5 separate regions of the Homo sapiens genome follow, and regions 1, 2, 4 and 5 are each linked to region 3. A link is a contact called in ENCODE Hi-C data. All regions are on one chromosome and are shown on one strand. The core of a region is the stretch at or near the end of the contact, and the rest is flanking DNA. Distances in the headings are between cores, read along the strand shown.

The links. A loop is a pair of places that touch in the nucleus more often than their neighbours do. Pooled maps may share reads with other maps.
Region 1: a loop to region 3 is called in a pooled map, with 9 times the contacts of the local background. The contact joins the enhancer-like site here to the promoter of CENPQ in region 3. A Hi-C loop is called at or near these places in 9 of 50 pooled maps.
Region 2: a pooled map shows a loop between it and region 3 (28-fold over the local background). The contact joins the promoter of EFHC1 here to the promoter of CENPQ in region 3. A Hi-C loop is called at or near these places in 9 of 50 pooled maps.
Region 4: a pooled map shows a loop between it and region 3 (10-fold over the local background). The contact joins the promoter of TNFRSF21 here to the promoter of CENPQ in region 3. A Hi-C loop is called at or near these places in 8 of 50 pooled maps.
Region 5: a pooled map shows a loop between it and region 3 (12-fold over the local background). The contact joins the promoter of CYP39A1 here to the promoter of CENPQ in region 3. A Hi-C loop is called at or near these places in 5 of 50 pooled maps.

Annotation. Positions count from the first base shown.
Region 1 is chr6:47,413,276-47,415,975 of GRCh38, reverse strand. No RefSeq gene overlaps it. Among named protein-coding and RNA genes, the nearest start is that of CD2AP, 63 kb to the left of the region's middle. RefSeq lists enhancers at 1,275-1,324, 1,827-1,886, 1,897-1,946. Within about 2 kb of position 1,300, at least 12 of the 41 ENCODE cell types and tissues checked have a DNase peak (open chromatin) inside an H3K27ac peak, as active enhancers do.
Region 2 is chr6:52,419,036-52,421,735 of GRCh38, reverse strand. EFHC1 (EF-hand domain containing 1) reads right to left here and starts at 1,394. Exons shown (of 11, transcript NM_018100.4): 1 at 1,263-1,394. The coding sequence starts at 1,325. LOC124901331 (a long non-coding RNA gene) reads left to right here and starts at 755. Exons shown (of 2, transcript XR_007059611.1): 1 at 755-1,527. RefSeq lists an enhancer at 834-1,425.
Region 3 is chr6:49,462,027-49,464,726 of GRCh38, reverse strand. CENPQ (centromere protein Q) reads right to left here and starts at 1,357. Exons shown (of 9, transcript NM_018132.4): 1 at 1,274-1,357. It overlaps MMUT (methylmalonyl-CoA mutase), which reads left to right and starts at 1,474. Exons shown (of 13, transcript NM_000255.4): 1 at 1,474-1,624. RefSeq lists enhancers at 491-1,390, 1,735-1,804, 1,391-2,291.
Region 4 is chr6:47,308,631-47,311,330 of GRCh38, reverse strand. It overlaps TNFRSF21 (TNF receptor superfamily member 21), which reads left to right and starts at 1,426. Exons shown (of 6, transcript NM_014452.5): 1 at 1,426-1,915. The coding sequence starts at 1,820. RefSeq lists enhancers at 1,164-1,458, 1,410-1,589, 1,753-2,475 and a silencer at 1,730-1,959.
Region 5 is chr6:46,651,377-46,654,076 of GRCh38, reverse strand. CYP39A1 (cytochrome P450 family 39 subfamily A member 1) reads left to right here and starts at 1,259. Exons shown (of 12, transcript NM_016593.5): 1 at 1,259-1,671. The coding sequence starts at 1,495. SLC25A27 (solute carrier family 25 member 27) reads right to left here and starts at 1,102. Exons shown (of 9, transcript NM_004277.5): 1 at 779-1,102. The coding sequence starts at 884. RefSeq lists silencers at 665-764, 1,195-1,284 and enhancers at 945-1,074, 1,305-1,354.

The sequences.
Region 1 (2,700 bases), core at 51-2,550, 2.0 Mb after region 3:
GTTCATTTCCCTAAGCCTGGTGCAGCAAAGTGCACTCCAGTGGTCAGAGAAAATCTTTGGGCAAAGGGACCCTGATGCTGGCAGGTGGACATCATAAAGGCTGAGACATTGGCAGCATCTACCTTTATTTATTTATTTATTTATTTTTTACAGACAGGATCTTTCTCTGTCACCTCTGCTGGTGTGCAGTGACATGATCACAACTTACTGCAGCCTTGACTTCCTGGATTCAAGCAATCCTCCTGCCTCAGCCTTCCTAGTAGCTGGGACAACAGGCATGTGCCACCATGCCTGGCTAATTTTTTTATTTCATTTTATTTCTTTATTTTTTGTAGAGATGAGATCTTGTTGGGTTGCCCAGGCTTTGATAATATATTTAATTTAGACTTTTTTCTCTCTACTAATTCAAACCAGACCAGCATTAATTAATTTAAATTGGAAAATATTTCTTGATTATGCAGATCTTGAATAGCATACTATAGAACATATGGAATGTGCAGTATATATTAGACATCATGCCATACCCTTCCTGTGACTGCCCGTGTCTCTAGCCTGTAGCATGGTCAGCTTTGGACCAAGTCTTCACTTTGCAATGGACTCTTCATCCCCCACTCTAGTAAGAAAGAGCACACAATGGCCTTTCTTTTTGAGGAAGAAAAACTTGGGTGGAAAATCTGGGTTTTCTTCCAAATGTCATTAAATATCATTTAATTCATTTTGTATCCTCAAACATTCCACATATATCAACAGCTTTTCCTGTAAATATTAAATAAAAGGAGGTAAGAAAAAACAGGAGGCAATGGCAGTGGAGAAATCTCTTGGAGGAAAGCTGAGAGCACAGTCCCCGTGACTGAGAGTTTCAGAGGGTTGGCAGAGCCATGAAGAACAAAGTGAAACTGTGGCTGTCGAGCAGTGAGAATGATCAAGGCTTTTATTTACATTCCAGTGAAATCTAGGGACAACTCTCATTGTGCGACTATTTATGGTGGAATTGTTTGAAACTTTGCAACTTTCTCTTTGGTGTTTTTACCCACTTCCTGTTTCTTGTTGTGATTAACAGTAAAACGAAACCTAATCACACAAAAAGCTTTTAGGAAACCATAAACCGGTAATATGGTTTCAAGGTGATCTTGGGGTCACATAAATTCTTCTGATGCCTCGGGCGCTGGAGAAGATGAAAATCTTTATGGAAACACCACTGAAAATGGAAGCCGATGGTCCCACCTCAATAACAAGGGAATAAGGAGCTTACCACACCTTTTATCCTTGACACCCATTGGGCTACAAGTTTCCAGTCTGGCTTACAGCTGAAGAAATTTCCACCACGTAGACAATGGGAAGACAAGAAAATGGTCTGTTGGCATGCTAAGTTGAAATCAAAACCTTCTCCATGGAAACGTTTTGAAACGTTATGTTTAGATTCTAAGGTGCTGACAGTAAAGTTGCAGTTTAAAGAGGTTTTATGGTCTGAAGACGGTAAATAGTAAATGCCTTACCATTTCTCGCTTTTGAGACCTAATCCATTTTTATGTCAAGAAATTCCGTATATGTAAGATTTAGTGAGTGCAAAGAATGTCAGCAACCATTGTGGAGATTTTGCATTCTGTCTGCCTGCCTGGCTTGTATTCTTAGATGCACGTATACATTTAAACATGTATAAACTTATACATGCCCTTCCTGAGGTAAGAATACTTGACTGAAAACTGTGGTATATAGGAATAAGTTATTCAAACTAATTGTGTACTTAATCCTATACAACCCTTTTCTCTCATCTCAGAAGAGGACTGTCTTGGGTTGGTGTTGCCATCTAGTGGCCAATATGGGAAACTGGCAAATGCATGACTTCTTCCTTTTCCTTCTTTCTTCCTCTCTCATTAGCGTGAAGAACTTGGTATACACCCGACCTTCTTTCAGATACTCATCATGAACAGCTTAGCAAAAGCCTCTAAAGATAATGTCTTTCTTACACAGATGGATAGACACAACACACACACAGACAACACACACACACAGACAACACACACACACAAACTCTCTCTCTCTCTTTCAAGCCCCTTTCACTTACAACCTTCCCTCCCAACTGTTGCTAATTGTATCTGTCTGGGTCTCCCACAAGGCAATTTTGTCATCTGCATTCTCTCTCCTTCTTGTTGTTGTTAATTTGTGAACCCCTTCACTCAAATTAATAAAAGCCGTATTTTTTTTATTTTTTATTTTTTGTGAGGCAGAGTCTCTCTTTGTCACCCAGGCTGGAGTGCAGTGGCACAATCTCAGCTCACAGCAACCTCCACCTCCTGGGTTCAAGTGATTCTCCTGCCTCAGCCTCCTGAGTAGCTGAGATTAGAGGCATGCACCACCATGCCCAGCTAATTTTTGTGTTTTTAGTAGAGACACGGTTTCACCATGTTGGCCAGGCTGGTCTTGAACTCCCGACCTCAGGTGATCTGCCCGCCTTGGCCTCCCAAAGTGCTGGGATTACAGGCATGAGCTACCACATCTGGCCAAAAGCCATATGTTTTCCGAAGTAATTGGACACGCTGAAACTAATGTTGTAAACTTTAAAACTTTTGTGGAGCCCCAGAAGTGTCCTTTTAGAATCTCTAAAAGGTTTACAGGGAGTTCCTTCTTACCTCTCAATTAGATAGAGCTGCTTTTGTCAATTGCCAGTATTTAAGGCAAAATTTTAAAATCACTTAATGT
Region 2 (2,700 bases), core at 145-2,644, 3.0 Mb before region 3:
GCAGGGATAATTACAGAGATTCAGAATACAAATTCTCTCACCAAACTTTCGATTTCATTCTAAATTGATTCTTCCAAAGAAAATAAATTGACAAAATATTTTAACTTTGTGAAGCTGGAGAGGAAGGCAAGAGTTTAAAGTATTAAACTATATAAACATAAACTACTGTTAGCTCATCTATGATGATCAGTCTACTGAATCTCATTATTGATTTTTCAGCACATACATTTCAGTAGCCCTGTCAGAATTAAAACAAACCAAATAATTTTAAGAGCTAAACTGTGGCAAGAGTTTAAAAAAAAAAAAGAATCCAAGCTGCTGCTACTTTTTAAAAAATTTTGTCTAGAAAATGCAAATAAAAACACAAGGTTGGGGAAGGAGCAAAACAAAATCTAAACAGGAATCTTTTTACAAAAACGTTAGAATAAAAAGAACAGGGCCGGGGAAGAATAAACAGCAACTAATCAATTCTTGAGGGAACTGGAAAGGAATATCTCTTACAAAGCAGGGAAAGATGCTTTGGGAGGAAGGTGAGCAAGTTTTGGGGAAAACCCGCAACGGAGAAAGAAAGGAATGGGGAGAGGATGGGACTAAATTGTGGAAAATGTAGAAGATGGAGAAAAAAGAATGGGGTTGGATGCAAGCATAAAGAAGAAAGGAAAAAGACCTGGCGGAAAGAAGAGGAGCGGAATCGATATACATACAAAACAGGAAATGGAGCTGGGAGTGGGAGATACTACCGGGTACAGGATTCAGAAGAGGAAGAGGTGGGGCGGGAATGACGGACCTGTGGGAATGAGGTTGAAGGTGCATAGTGGCGGGGGGTTTTAAGGGCGGCGATGGACGGAGACAGGTTATGATGTGAGAGAACGAGCTAGGGAGAGGGCCCAGAGATAGGTTGGGAGTAGGGTGGGGGAAACAGTGATCTAAAGGGACAAGAGGCAGGGGCTTGGAGGAGCAGGGCCGTAAGAAAGAACGCGGCTAACGGGATGAGAATGAAGGCGCCAACACACTGCCAAGATGGAGTGGGAAAAAACTAGAGAGGGATGAGGCGGAGGGCAAAGGATCGGAGAGAGGGGATGAGGATGGCTAGGGAAGAACGGCAGAAGTTCGGCCCAGAATAAAGAACAGGGTCAGGACAGAAGACGTGTTTGGAGAGAAGACAGACTTGAGTGGAGGGGAATGGAGGTGCACTGAGCGGGGAAACCTCCTGGGCTGCTGGAAGGTGGGGACAGGTGGGAGTCTGGCAGATAACTGCTCACCGTAGAGTCCTTAAAGGACGTGCCCGGAAGAAAGGGCAAGCCATGCACGGGATTGGACACCATTGCAGCCGGTACCACCGCCGCCACCTAGGTCCTGCTTCGTCCTCTCCGGTTGCCCAGGCGACAAGCAGTGTTCGCGGGCACCTCCAGGATCCATGGTAACGCTAAACATCCGGAACTCCCACGAGCGGAAGGCGGGGCCAGGAGGCGCAGGCATCACAGGAGGTTTGCGCGTGCGCCATCCGCAGGACTCCGCGTTCTCGCGGTAAGTGGGCCGCGGCCTTGGAGCGCGGCTAGTGGGCGTGGTTGTGTCGGCCCCTCCTCTTCCGCTTCGCCCCGCCCCGCTCCCGGAGGATGAGACGTGGGAGCTGTTGGGTGGCGCGGGGAAAGGCGGGTGTAGCGAGGCGGTAGTTCTCGCTGTGAGATCCGGGGTCCGAGCAGGCCCTTAGATGAGTTGCAGAGAGGGACGTTCCTTCTCTCCTTCCACCTAGTCCTGGCGGACCTCACTGCGCCCCGCCAACGCTGTGAGCTCAGGCACTCTTTTCTCCCCCCTCTGCCCCATTTCACACAGAAGTGTAAATGGTCGGTCCAGTTGGCAGTGCTACTAAACTAGACCCATGCTTCTTGTAGGCAGGGGCCGAGGATTACCCATGATTGTGTTTCTGTTGCTCAGGGATGGTCAATGAACTAATGCAATCATCTCATCCTTAATTCTCCCACTGCCACATTGTATTTTTCCCCTTTTAACTCTTTTTTAAAATCAATCTTTCTCTTTCTTTCTTTCCTTTCTTTCTTTCCTTTCTTTTCTTTTTCCTTCCTTCCTTCCCTCCTTCCCTCCGTCCCTCCTTCCCTCCTTGCTTCCTTCCTTCCTTCCCTACTTCCCTCCTTCCGTAGAGATAGTGTCCCACTATGTTGCCCAAGCTGGTCTCGAATTCCTGGGGTCAAGCGATCCGCCCACCTCGCCTCCCAAAGTGCTGGGATTACAGGCATGAGCCACCGCGCCCAGCTCTCTTTATTCTACCATCAATCCCTTCGGTTAAACACCTTTGTTTTTGTAGGGAAAGCCTTGAATATGTGCTGCAGGGCAGGGTGCACTCTGATAGGTACTTGATTTTTGTTGACTGAAGAGCTGCAGGTTGAAGGGTGGTCACCTCAATCCCTCGTTTGTACCTGCAGCTGCAATGAAAAAGATCAGAACCACTAGGAGGAACACAGCTCCTTCAAAGAGAAAGACTAAGTCTTGGGAAAGAAGCAGATAAGTGAGGTGAAATATTGTCAGCATCATAGGTATAGCCTTTGATGCTTTTTACAAAACTTGCTTAAATTATTTTTTCTTAAAAGAAACATAATCCTATTCCTGAAACATTTTTTTTGGGGGGGGGGGGAGAAAGCTATCCATCATTGCTGAGGAGCTTAAAAATAAAAAGTAATCAAAACC
Region 3 (2,700 bases), core at 108-2,607:
AGTGGAAAAGAAGTTGCTTCTTATGAATGAGCGAAGTTCTTGAGATGGAATCTACCCCTGGTGAAGATGCTGTGAATATTCTTGAAATATCAACAAAGAATTCAGAATATCACAAAACCTTAGTTGCTAAAGCAATGGTAGGGGTTAAGAGGATTTACTCTAATTTTGAAAGAAGTTCTACAGTGGGTAAAATGCTTTCAAACAGCATCACATGCTACAGAGAAATCTTTAGTGAATGGAAGAGTCAACTGCTGTACAAAATTCATTATTTTGTTATTTTAAGAAACTGCCACAGCAACTCCAATCTTCAGCAACCATCACCCTGATTGGTCAACAGCCATCAACATCAAGCAAGACCCTCCACCAGCAAAAAGATTAGGACTTGCTGAAGGCTGAGATGATTAGTAGCATTTTTTAGCAATAAAATATTTTAAAATTACAGCATGTAATTTTTTTTTACACATAATGCTATTGCACACTTAATAGGTTACAATACAGTGTAAATACAACTGTTATATGCACTGGGAAACCAAAAAAATCGTGTGACAGGCTTTATTGGTCTGGAACCGACCCCGCAATATCTCGGAAGTATGTTTGTACATTATTCATAGAAAAAGTATTATTCTAATAACATTTTGAAATATTTAGCCAAAAAGTAGAAAAATGAAGCATCCAAGGGAAAACAGTAAAACTCGGACGGCAGGAAAGCTCGGAAAAAACACAAAAAACCTGGCGTGTTCAGGGACAGGATAATCCAGCGAGGCTTTTAATGTGTATAGGAGAAGTGAAAAGAAATAAGGCTGGTACAGTAGTTTGCCGCCAGACTATATGCTTTAGGAGAGAGGGAGGCATTCTAGGTTGTCTTGTTTTTCTTACCAGCTTGTTGATACTCATGGGACTCAATTACCTCAATTTAGACCTCTATGTGGGCACAAGAGTGAGTAGGACTCCTGGAGAAACACAGACACTAATGTCCAAGGCTGCACTTGACTTCACTAGTGCCCGCGGGAGAAATTTAGCAATGAGGATGAGCCATGAGGATGATTCGGGAGAAATAGGAAGTATTCATGGCTTTGCTCCCTCCCCCCTAATCAAACATCTCAATCTCAGGATCCTAAGGGCAGATCTTTTAGGACATCGGGCATTTCCCCGTAAGCAATCCCCCCTCGCTATCCTCAAATGCAAACTGCGGAGTCTGCCACAAACGCGTTGGCTTTAAAACTCATCCCTGAACTTTAGATCCACCCAGCCGGTTAAGGATATCACGACTCACCACTGATTCTTCTTGCACCCTTCTGAGAGCCGCGCTTAGAGTAATTCGCGCCCAAACATTCGTAAACAGAGGAGACCCGGAAGTGGGTGGGAAGAAAGCGGAAACGGGCATCTAACCCTACCCCTAAACGTCATCAGGAATGCGCCCATGAGAGCGCTATTAGATTGGCTGGAGGGAGGGCGGTGTCGGCCTACGCCCCCAGAGTCGTCCGGCTGACGCTGGCGGTGGCGCGGTTTGTGTGGGCTTGGTGAGGGCGGGGAGGCCTGGCTGTGTGGATGTCTGACAGGTGAGGCGGGGGACGCAGAAGTGCAGCCGCCCTCTCCCACAGCGGAGTCCAAAACAGGCCTACCAGTGAGTAGGACGTACACCTTTCAGATCGCTCCATTCTTCTGGCTCCTGTCCCTCCTCTACCCCTGTATTTTGAACTTTTGTCCTTTCTCTCCCGCTCTGTCCTTTACTTCTGTCTTCTTTACCTTCCTACTGTGACGGGATCCCACTCTCTGCCTTCTCCTTAGGTTTAGATTTTCACTTCGACCAACCTCTAGTTTTGGGCGAAGTCCCTGGCAATTCGGAGGTACTTCTGGAAAGAAGGTGCTTTTAATACTTTAGGGGCCATGTCGGTATCTTCTTTGGCCACTTAAGCACCCTGAACTGTTCCCGTTGGCAGAGGTCACTTTTTGTATGGTTCCAAAGGGATGCGCCTGCTTCATGGCTGCCTCCCTTCTAGGTTGTGGGTTATGTTATTGTCAGGGTTTTTCTAAGAGTTTTCGGGAATAAAAGTGATTTTCTGTGTGTAAACAGGATTAAGAGTGTAAACAGTGTTAAGAGTGAGAGGTAGAATAGAAAAGACAGGTCTAAATTGACATAAAAGCTTACATTACTAACTCGTTCTCAGTTTTATCTAGAAAGAAGGTGGTCTTAGGGAAGCTCGAAGCCCTGGATAACGTATGTGTGTAAAGTTTTAAACCACTTGATGATTTTCTGCCAATATAATTTTGTGTTTAATGATGTACTTATGCTAATATCAAATATAATTTTCATGCCCTATGTTTCCATCTCCAAACCCAACTAGTTGAACATCAAAGTACCTTCTTGAAGTATTAATGTGCAATCATACGTCAGCAGCCAAAGCTTGAAACTTATTGGTTCAAGAAATCTTTTTCTCACTGATTTGTTTTTGAGGTGTGGGGGTGGGATTAATCATTGCTCTTTAACTCATTTTAGTTGTCAGTAACATATTTGCTTTGCATGTTGCTTCTTTGAATGCTTGAGGCCTCTCTTGATGGTCTTCTGAGAAAATTCAGAGGTCGTATTGCCATCCGCAGTAGTTGTGTTTTTATCTAAAAATGGTGTCTGTTTCCAGCCTCCACCAATTCACATGTGATTTTCAGGAAGTCACTTAAACGGGGCTCTTTCCTATTAGTTGT
Region 4 (2,700 bases), core at 177-2,676, 2.2 Mb after region 3:
CTTTGAATTTCACTAGAGGTTATATATTGTAGCTTTTTTCCCACTCTAACATTTATAGACAATACTGACAAATGTTTGAAATAATAGATTGGAATTAACCCTCATATTAATTTTAGCTTCTACCAAAGTGTGCATAGAGCAAAGAATCAAAGGACAACATGTTAACTAATAAAGCAAATAATTGGTACCTATGACTTAGCAAGTTACCTTTATTAGCACTGGGTGTTGGATCTTGAAACTGATAGTTTAAAAAGTGTGATTCTTTTGAAATGGGACCAAAGGAGCCTAGGATAAGCCCAGCACCATAGGGCTCCCAATTGAGGGGTGTGGACTGGATGGCTGAAGAGGTAATATCAATACAGTGTGCCATGTGCTGTCAGTACCTAGATGATGGATAACACGATACCAGAAATGGTGGCCACAGTCAGGAGACTCGGCCTTCCCCCAGGTGAAACAAAGAAAAGGATAACAGCTGCTCTCTTACATTCAGAAGTGTGTGAGATACCAACATCCACGAGAATATTCCAGTTCTCCTTCTGAAGCAGAATACTACCTATTCTACCACCCACATCCTGACAAGGCCTTTGGAAATCAACTCAAAAATTTTTAGCATTATTTTTTGGGGGAAGGGTGATTAAAAAAAATCTCAGGGATAATCCGATTCAAAACTCTTGATTTTTAAATTAGGAAAATGCATCTTTTGATACATTTCAAGGAGTTCAAAAGTCCCTCCAAGACCATCCATGGACCCAACACCAATGACTCTGGGTTTTAAATCCTTTTAGTTTGGATTTCCTTAATTGCATTCATAAGCCCATATTAAAATTAAAATATAAAAAATTAAAATCTTTGCCCCATATTAAAATCACCCTGAAAACTTAAAAAACAAACAAACAACAACAACAACAAACCTCAATGCCCAGACCAGATCCTGTCCTGTTCCAATTAAATCAGAGTCTCTAGAGGTGGGACCCAAGAATCAATATATATGTTTTGAACTCTCCAGGTGATTCCACAGGGCAGCAAAGTTTGAGAAGCAACACACAGGTCTCCTTTTTCGTCACGCAGTTGATCTAAGTGCTCTGTGGTCTATTCACCATCGCTCTCTGATTTAATCATCGTGTCCGAAACAATGGAAAGGCGTATGTAGCTGAAATAATTTAGTTGGAATTATCTCGGAAAAAATAAGTAAAGTTAGATCAGGAGTGAGATGCTTTCTCAGCGCTTTCCCTGGGTCAACAGGCGCGTGCAATTTCCTCAGCGAACGCCAAGGGGCACCCTCTCCCTCCCCGCTCTACCTGGAACGCCTTCGCCTTTCCAACCGCACAAAGAGCCCGGCCTCCTCCCGGGTGACATCACAAAGGGCCGGTCCCCCGCCCCTTCGGCGCCACCACGTGTGTCCCTGCGCCCGGTGGCCACCGACTCAGTCCCTCGCCGACCAGTCTGGGCAGCGGAGGAGGGTGGTTGGCAGTGGCTGGAAGCTTCGCTATGGGAAGTCGTTCCTTTGCTCTCTCGCGCCCAGTCCTCCTCCCTGGTTCTCCTCAGCCGCTGTCGGAGGAGAGCACCCGGAGACGCGGGCTGCAGTCGCGGCGGCTTCTCCCCGCCTGGGCGGCCGCGCCGCTGGGCAGGTGCTGAGCGCCCCTAGAGCCTCCCTTGCCGCCTCCCTCCTCTGCCCGGCCGCAGCAGTGCACATGGGGTGTTGGAGGTAGATGGGCTCCCGGCCCGGGAGGCGGCGGTGGATGCGGCGCTGGGCAGAAGCAGCCGCCGATTCCAGCTGCCCCGCGCGCCCCGGGCGCCCCTGCGAGTCCCCGGTTCAGCCATGGGGACCTCTCCGAGCAGCAGCACCGCCCTCGCCTCCTGCAGCCGCATCGCCCGCCGAGCCACAGCCACGATGATCGCGGGCTCCCTTCTCCTGGTGAGCGCTTGCGTGGACCGGGGGTGGCGGCGGCGCCGGAGCAGAAGGAACCGCTCTCCGGGAGCCGGGCGGGTCACCGGGCCGGGGCTTAGGGAGGCGCGGGGCCCGGCCGACTGGGTTACGGGCACTGAGGGGTTTCCAAGGGAAGGCAACACACCAGAGGGCCTCGACTAGGTTATTTGGGGGAATCTCAGGGCTCAGCCGGGGCTGGGGAATGAAGACGAATTGTTTTCCTTGCAGTCTGGCTTTGCTGGAGGAGACGCTAGAGGTAGCCGCCCAGCTTCTGCGCATTTGAGGGCTTTTCCCCCTACTCGGCCTACCTCGCGCTCCCCACGCCCGCAGCCACAGCCCCCCACCCATCGGCCACTGCCCCTCTGCGTGGTGTGGGGCCTCGCCGCGGTGTGGGGCTCCCACGGCCGGCCGAGGCCGGCGCTTTGTTGCAGCTGCAATGTCATGTCGGGATGCTACCGCAGTGGAAGACAGTGGTACCGGTGCGCGCCGGACACCGGAGACCTCCGGGTGCTGTCGCGCGGTGCATTCCCGAGCAGGGCGCAAGCCGCCCCCTCCTCAATCCCTTTACCCTCTCTCTTCCCTCTTGGCTCGGGTGGGGTCTCAGGTTCTGTATGCCGAAATATCACCCTTAGACCCACTCTCCGGCGCCTCCAAAGCGCCGGCTTCCAGCCAGCCAGCGCGCCGGCACTGGAATGGGGGGAGGGGGAAGGAGATGTGTGTGAAGGAAGATGAATTTTCTACAGTCTTTCCGATCCCTCGTTTACCTGTGGCTA
Region 5 (2,700 bases), core at 10-2,509, 2.8 Mb after region 3:
CCTCTTAAAGTTTTTTCTTACTCATGTAGGCAGATGTAACTGCTCTTCTATGCTTTTATGACACCTAATAATATCTTCATTATAACAAGTAGCACATTATAATTGTCTTTCTCTGTCTCCCCAGCAGCCTGTAAGAAGGTCAGAACTGGGTCTTTTCAAATATATATCCACAGTCCCTGGTATTGTAGGAATTATAAAAATGTCGCAACTAATGGGTGTCCTGCCTTGGGTTTAGCAATCATATATTATTGACTTCTCAGAATCCTGCAAGGTAAACAGTATAGATGAATTACACTCAAAGAGGTCAAGTAGTCGATGCTCTGTGAGTGGCAGGTTAATAACGGAAGTCCCACAAGGTAGGTCCACAACTTGGACCCACAAGATAATGACAGTGTGGCTGTGTAAGACTATAAACCACAGAGATGATCTCAGTAAGGATGGAAAACAGATTACGTTTTTAAAAAGGTCATCCTCATGAAAAGGAAAATGATTCCTACAGAGGAATGACAGCTCGCGAAGCTTCTTAAAGTACAACATTCAAGCACCACAGCACATGCCTAAGGGAAGCATTAGAAGAGATTAGAAGGAAAAGGCCGTGGAGACCTCAATCCCTCCTCCTCCCACCGCGGGCCTGGCCTCCACCGCCACCTCTGCCAGGCGGGCATGGAAGGGGCGACCTCTCCGATGCGCACTGCCGGGCGCGAAGCCGCCCGCGCACCCTCCCCCAGCGCGGCGCGTGCCACTGGCCCGGGAGGCCCAGGCGTGGGCAGCCGGGTACCTAGCTCGGCCACGGTAGCCGCGCAGCCGGACAGTAGGAATTTGCTCGCTCGGGGCCATCTCTGGGTCAGCGGCAAAAGCCTCTCCTCCTCCTCCGGGACGGACATTCAGCAGTAGCGCAAGACGATAACGCACTCCTTCTCGCCGCTGCGCTGCACCGCGCCGCGGCGGCCGCTTCCCTGCCAGGGCGGCCCCTTTTCAACCGGCGAGTGGCCGGGTGAGGACCATTTCCCTCGTTCGGCTCGGCCGGGTGGACCCGCAACCTTCCTAGCAGTCCCAGCTGGAGTGGTCCAGCTGCCCCTTACACCCCAGAATAGAAAAACACAGCGGAGCCCAGGAGGTTACTGGGCAATGTAGTCCGCCGGGCTCCGCTACGTCTCTGATTGGCCGGCCGCGGGTCCCTCTGCGGCTCCGCCCCCGGCCTCCATGGCAACGCGGCTGGTTCTCGCCCGTCAGTCCTAGCCCGGCCCTGCCCCTCCTTGCATTTTTTCCGCGCTGGCTGAGATTCAAAGAGAAGTGGAGGTGGGAGGGAGCGACAATGGAAAAATCACCTGAAAACTGGGACAGAGGAAGGAAGCTACAGTTACGAAGGAGAGCTGCAAAAGTTGCAGCAGAAAGGTTGGGAGTCCCGACAGGTTCCGTAGCCCACAGAAAAGAAGCAAGGGACGGCAGGACTGTTTCACACTTTTCTGCTTCTGGAAGGTGCTGGACAAAAACATGGAACTAATTTCCCCAACAGTGATTATAATCCTGGGTTGCCTTGCTCTGTTCTTACTCCTTCAGCGGAAGAATTTGCGTAGACCCCCGTGCATCAAGGGCTGGATTCCTTGGATTGGAGTTGGATTTGAGTTTGGGAAAGCCCCTCTAGAATTTATAGAGAAAGCAAGAATCAAGGTATGTGGTCGTGGCAGACGGGGTCTCCAGAGGAGACAATGCTTTCTTTTTTAAACTTTCTTTCATTGACTCTTAAGTGCAGGGCTAGAACACGGGGAACATACCTGCTTGCCTCAACTAAAGGATCTAGTCATTTCTGAATTCCTCTACTAACAATTAACAACAATATCCTGTGCAAAATTTTGCGAAAGAAATGAAATACAATTGCAGCGTGCATCGACATTTTTGGAAGTAGAGATTAACTTTTCGTATTTTTACTTCATCGAAGTTAAGTTCCAAATGTGTATGTGTTAAGTAAATGTTTTCAGTAATTGGGAAAGATAAAGTGTAATCCAATTTAAGTTTGTGAAAATGAGTAATTCGTATCCAAATTGGAGTTAACACCAAAGTATTGTACAAATTGCTTGCACAGTTGGTCCGTACACAATAAACAGGCTCTGTATTTTTAGCTGACGTTGTTATTTGATGATGATGTACTCCATTTTCACTACGGCCTGAAGAGACTAGTAATCCTCCTTGTAGTAGATGTTTTTGTCTTGAAAGTATCTTTTAAATGTCTGAGCACTTTAAGGAACAGACCTTTATTAATGTCTTTTAAGTTTTATTCAATTTCCAGTCACAAATATTTTATGGTATTTGATTGTCTAATAAATTTGTATGATATTATAATTATTCTTATGAATTATAATACTTTCTGTGGTGACCCATTTTCCATCTGGTTAGCCCAATTTGTAGAATGAATTTATACGTAGTAGCATTATTTTACCACTGATCATTTGCCTTCAAAATCTCTGAGATTCCAATTTAGTAAAAAACATATAGAAAATTAAAGAGAACTAAGATGAAAATAAAAATAACCCAGAATATCACACCAGCTGTACTGTAAAAATTTAGTGTATTTATATTATTTTGGTCATTTTCCTATGTATTTACAACTATTTAATGAACAACAATGGAATAATAGTATAATACTCTTTTATGTGCTTTTGATTTTAACATATAATGTGAATGACTTTCCTGTACCATGAA